2 separate regions of the Homo sapiens genome follow, and region 1 is linked to region 2. A link is a loop called in an ENCODE intact Hi-C map of the cell type or tissue named here. Cell type or tissue: K562. All regions are shown on one strand. Each heading gives the region's core, and the rest is flanking DNA. Links, peaks and the distances in the headings are about the cores only. Region 1 overlaps DMXL2 (Dmx like 2). Region 2 overlaps LOC105370816 (a long non-coding RNA gene).

Region 1 (2,924 bases), core at 265-2,764, 70 kb before region 2:
CTAGGTAGAGAAGAAAAAAGTTTACTTCCCCTTACTGGCTTAATGGCTGCTAGAAGTATTAACTGGCAGAATATCAGTATGCACAGGATTGTAAGGCCTACAGATCTTTGAAGACAGTATACATACAGCTGTAGAACAATTATCAAATTATCAGTTTAATGGCACTTTACAATTTGTATAAACCTATCACTTTGCAACTTCTGCTAATAATCACCCAAGCAATACATAAGAAATTATACGCAAGCTTTGCATAAAAGGATAAGAAGATTCTGAGATTATTAAACACATTTTTAAATGACATTCAGTAAAGAAATTAAATCCCTTACTCTTCCTTGTTGGTTAGAACACTCCACACAGCTGACTTGGATGTTTCCATGCTTAGCACCAGGAATGATCTGTACACATTCAAAGTCATTTGCCAAAATAACAATATCACAGCCTGATCCATATGCCTAAAAAAAAAAAAAAAAAAAAGTTTTACAATACATAAGATATGTAACTTTTGAAATCTTATTACATACTATTTTATCTTAGATTTTATTGCCATTATAAAGTATACCTTGGGACATTTTACAAAATAGTTAATATAATATCAATTTCTAAATAAGAACATTAAAAGTCACATTAAAAAATAAACTGATGACACTCCATGCATTATCATTCAACAACTGTTACTAATAGGAAAAGGGTTCTTCCAGTTCTTAGAACAGCCACTGTTCCTGCAGGTCATAAGTCATTCTGTTTAGACTTTCTCTCCAAAGTTCATCTCAGTAAACCCTAAAGTATAAAAGCTCCATCTAAAAATACTAAGCCACTGAAGACTGTAACTGTGTTCCCAGGGTTCAAACCAGGCTTAAGAAATATCAAGATAGAAATCAGGCATGCATTTTCCAACACAATTCCACATGCCTTAAAGAGCTAGTTAAATAAACATGAACAACAAAGGCAGAATTACATGCACTAAGGCAATGGCTAAACTTAAATGCATCAAGACTCAAATGAATCCACAACGCAGCCTGCCTCCAACATCCACCATCCATCCCCAACATCATCAGGCCTGAGGGAGAAAGGAAACCAACCCAAAGTTGTTTTACCAAAGGTAAAAAAGTCAAATAAAATAGAAAATGAATGAATTTATATAGAATATTGGGCAAATACCACTATATGATCTTGAAAATAGACTACAACACAGAATTAAATTGTTGGGAAAATTCCCATGTCCAACTCTAATGAGTAAAACCACACATTTCTTCCTATTGCAACACTTCTTGCTGTATGCTATTCCTGTTTTGCAACTTTGTGAATTTTATGACCTAAGGGTCAGAGAGTTGGGACATATTTCTTTTTCTTCCAAACTACTTATGATTAAATATTCAAAACAACCTAACAACCCAATTCTCAAAAGAAAAGCTCCATTAAAAGCAAGATAAACATAAAACTTATGAAATGGTATTTTTCCGCACTGTTTCCACACCCTTAAGCAGTGTGGTTACGACCTACAAAATAGAGATATCCAATAGCCAGGGCTGACATGTGATGACATCTGAATCAGTGACCCATGCCCTGAAGGGATCCATATAAGGCTGCTAATGAAAGAGGGAAATGAAGATAAAGACCAGACAGGAAGACATTAATTCTACTAAAACTTCCAATGTTACCAAAATCCTGCCATAACCACTATATAAAACATCTTCAACCCATGTGTTTATAAAAATCAAAAAGTTCACCAAAAGAAAAGCAAAGACAGAATTTCAAGCAAGAAAAATATGGAGAAAATCACTCACAGGAGGAAATGATCACTTACATTCTTATAGACAAGGCAGACTTGGTTATACCATGAATTCAGGAAAGCCAAACTGAAGGGGAATATTGAGTATATGCAGAAGAAATGTTTGGATCACCATGCTAATTTTTAAAGTATAGTATTAAAATAACAAAAATCATCTTACTCTTGAGGAACAATTTCAAAATTTCCAACGTGCCTTATATCATTATCTCAGCAAAGTGGATTCATGGAAAAAGCAGACTTTATCTAGTTTGAAATCACACACACAGTTTTCAGTTTTGGTTATGCCATGCTGTGCTATCTTAAGAAAGTTATTTAAGTTCCCTAAGCATTTCCTCATGGTAAAATGAAGCAAATAATACTTGTCTCTTAGGATACTTGTGAAAATTAAAATGGAAAATTTACACAGTCATTTAAGAAACAGAACAGTGCACCAAGTCTCAAGTCTGGGCTAGGGACTGAGAACACTAAAGTGCAAGACATGGTCCCAGTTACTCTAATGGGGAGATGACTAGGTAAATTACTAATTACAACTAAATGACAAACTGCCATGACAGAGACAGTCATAAAATAGTAGAAGACAGAAGAAGTACTCAACAAGTGTTGGATCACTCTCTCTTTATCTTTGCAACAAACCTGGAGGGTAGATACTATCACTGTATAAAGAAAAATTCAAGTGCATTAATTTGCCCAAGATTACTGTTACTAAATGCAAAGTGTTCAAACTCAGGTCCTTACAATTCTTACATTCTTTTCCCTACATTATATATCAAAAAGACATAAAATATTCCAGATAAATATTAGTACACTTTGTTTCTCTAAAGATGTGCCATCCCTAGCAACTAGTGCTACTTAAGATAAATTCACTCTTACGGCTCAGTCACTGAAAAGGCTTTTTACTCTTCCCTAGATAACCATAATTGCCTGATGTTTTCCAGAGAATGTGTACTATACTCCATTTTTCTGATCCGGCAATAGTTCAAATTGGATGCATCAAAATCACCTAGGAAACCTGTTAGAAACACAGACTGCTCAGTCCCACACCAGACTAAATTAAAATCTACATGGATAAAATAATTTGGCAATATCTATCAAAATCTTAAGTACAATATACCTTTTGATCAAATATTCCCTATTT
Region 2 (2,924 bases), core at 208-2,707:
TGACCTGCAGGATTTATCCCAGATGTCTGGATTAATGGTGTTCTGGCCACCTGGAGGAGTCACAAGAGTCAGTCCTCCTCTCTGCCTTGGTCTGAAAGGTGTGGCTGAAGACACAGTATAATTGTCAAATCTATAGATGGCCAGAATAGCTGATGTGAAAGCTAACAGAATCAAAATTTATAAGAATTTAAAGCAGACTGAAGCACAAAATCAAACCAACAATATAGACATTGAGAACTAGATATAGGTTCAGAAAACATCACTCACAAGTACAGTTTTGGAGTAATCTGGTTTGCCAAAATTTCAATTTGAATACACAGGTTTATAAAAATGACTGCATTAAAATAAGCATTTTTAAATCCTACTCTGCATTGATTCAGACTGTAACTGGGAAACAATTTTCAATTCTGGCCACCACAGTTTAAGAAAACTTATAATTCTGGTAAGTATATTCACAGCGAGATGACCAGTACTAATTCATTCATTCAACAAGTATTTGAGCATTTACTTTGTGCTGGGCACTGTCATGCTGATGGGGGTATAGCAGCAAGGAAAACGACTAAGGCCCTGCCTCATGGTACTTATATTCTAGAAGGAATACAGAAAATGAACAAATAAAAATATAATATGTTAGGGCCCAGGAAGTTCAATGAAGAAAAATAAAGCCAGGTAAAGTAATAGAAGAGAAGGGAAGGGCTTTTGGGAGGAAGTGGCCAAAGCAGACCTCTCCAAACAGATGACATTTGAACAAAGACCTGAACGATGTAAGGCAGGGTTCAGCAAACTATGAACAGTGGGCCAAATTTGACTGCACACCTGTTTTTGTGTGGCTCGAGAGCTAAGAATGGTTTTTATATTTTTAAAATAGTTAACAAAAAAATTTTTTAGAGAATAATACTTTTTGACATGGGAAAATTATATGCAATTCAAATTTCAGCATCCAAAAATAAAGTTTTATTGGGACACATCCGCACTCATTTATTTACTTATTCTCCATGGCTGCTCTTGCATTATCACAGCAGATTTGAGACCATATGGCCCACAAAGCCTAAAATATTTACCATCTGGCTCTTTATGCAAAATGATTGTTGACCCCTGATATAAGGGAGCAAGCCCTACCATTATCTAAGGGGAAAACGCCCTGGAATAGATAATGGCAAGAGTAAAGGCCCTGAGTCAGGCCTGTGGTTGGCTTGTGATCAACGAACTGGAAGGAAGCCAGTGTGGCTGGATGGCAGGGAGAGAGGGTGAGACTAGTAGGAAATGGCAGGAAGTGAAATCAGAAAGGGAACTTCAGACCAGATCTGCTTGGGGTAAGGATTTTGACTTAAGTGACACAGAAAGCCATTTAAGGGGTTTGAAAAAGGAATGACATAGTGTGACAGCTGGCTGGAACATGGCTGGATGGGGAAAAAAATACATCTATTTTCTCTAAGCATCAGCTGCAATTTAACATTTCAGTCATAAATATAGACAACAAAACACAATTGTATTTAGCAGTACCTGTGACTTTGTCACCAATGAATATCACTTTTTTTTTTTTTTTGAGATGGAGTCTTGCTCTATCGCCCAGGCTGGAGTGCAGTGGCGTGATCTCAGCTCACTGCAACCTCTGCCTCCTGGGTTCAAGCGATTCTTATGCCTCAGCCTCCAGAATAGCTGGGATTACAGGCGCCCGCCACTACGCCCGCCTAATTTTTTTGTATTTTTAGTAGAGACGGGGTTTTACCATGTTGGACAGGCTGGTCTCAAACTCCTGACCTTAAGGGAACTGCCTGCTTCGGCCTCCCAAAGTGTTGGGATTACAGGCGTGAGCCTCTGCACACTTTTTTATAGATAATGATTATTGTAATTATCTTAAAATATCATTTATGAATAGATCTATTCAGAAATTATTAGACCTTGTACTATAGCTTGTTATTAAATGAATTAATAAAGAAGTATGTATGTGTATTCAGAGTGAACAGGCAACCTACAGAATGGGAGAAAATTTTTGCAATCTACCATCTGACAAAGAGCTAATATCCAGAATCTACAAAGAACTTAAACAAATTTACAAGAAGAAAACAAACAACCCCATCAAAAAGTGGGCAAAGGGTATGAACAGACACTTCTCAAAAGAAGACATTTATGCAGCCAACAGACACATGGAAAAATGCTCATCATCACTGGTCATCAGAGAAATGCAAATCAAAACCACAATGAGATACCATCTCATGCCAGTTAGAATGGCGATCATTAAAAAGTCAGGAAACAACAGATGCTGGAGAGGATGTGGAGAAATAGGAACACTTTTACACTGTTTGTGGGAGTATAAATTAGTTCAACCATTGTGGAAGACAGTGTGGCAATTCCTGAAGGATCTAGAACTACAAATACCATTTGACCCAGCAATCCCATTACTGGGATTGGTATAGGTATACCTGTACCTATACCTATACCAATACCTATACCAATACCTATACCTATAGGTATAGGTATATACCTATAGGATTATAAATCATGCTACTATAAAGACACATGCACACGTATGTTTATTGCGGCACTATTCACAATAGCAAAAACTTGGAACTAACCCAAATGTCCATCAATGATAGGCTGGATTAAGAAAAATGTGGCACATATACACCATGGAATACTATGCAGCTATAAAAAAGGACGAGTTCATGTCCTTTGCAGGGACATGGATGAAGCTGGAAACCATCATTCCCAGCAAACTATCACAAAGACAGAAAACCAAACGTTGCATGTTCTCACTCATAGGTGGGAACTGAACAATAAGAACACTTGGACACAGGGTGGGGAACATCACACACTGGGGCCTGTTGGGGGATGGGGGGCTGGGGGAGGGACAGCATTAGGAGAAATACCTAATGTAAATGATGAGTTGATGGGTGCAGCAAACCAACATGGCACATGTAAAC

The links. Hi-C counts contacts between places; a loop is a spot of excess contacts. Peaks named below come from ENCODE experiments on the same cell type or tissue, not always from the same donor. Only the 100,000 strongest peaks of a DNase experiment are listed, where the experiment ranks them.
Region 1: it touches region 2 in a loop (7-fold over the local background); 2 of 110 quality-filtered maps call a loop at or near these places.

The regions. Positions count from the first base shown.
Region 1 is chr15:51,575,730-51,578,653 of GRCh38, forward strand. It overlaps DMXL2 (Dmx like 2), which reads right to left. Exons shown (of 44, transcript NM_001378457.1): 2 at 327-452. Among named protein-coding and RNA genes, the nearest start is that of DMXL2, 46 kb to the right of the region's middle. In K562, for the core only: no CTCF peak of the experiment used is centred there; a DNase peak (open chromatin) is centred at 1,542.
Region 2 is chr15:51,646,197-51,649,120 of GRCh38, forward strand. The region is part of intron 2 of LOC105370816 (a long non-coding RNA gene); the gene reads right to left. Among named protein-coding and RNA genes, the nearest start is that of DMXL2, 25 kb to the left of the region's middle. In K562, for the core only: no CTCF peak of the experiment used is centred there; a DNase peak (open chromatin) is centred at 1,165.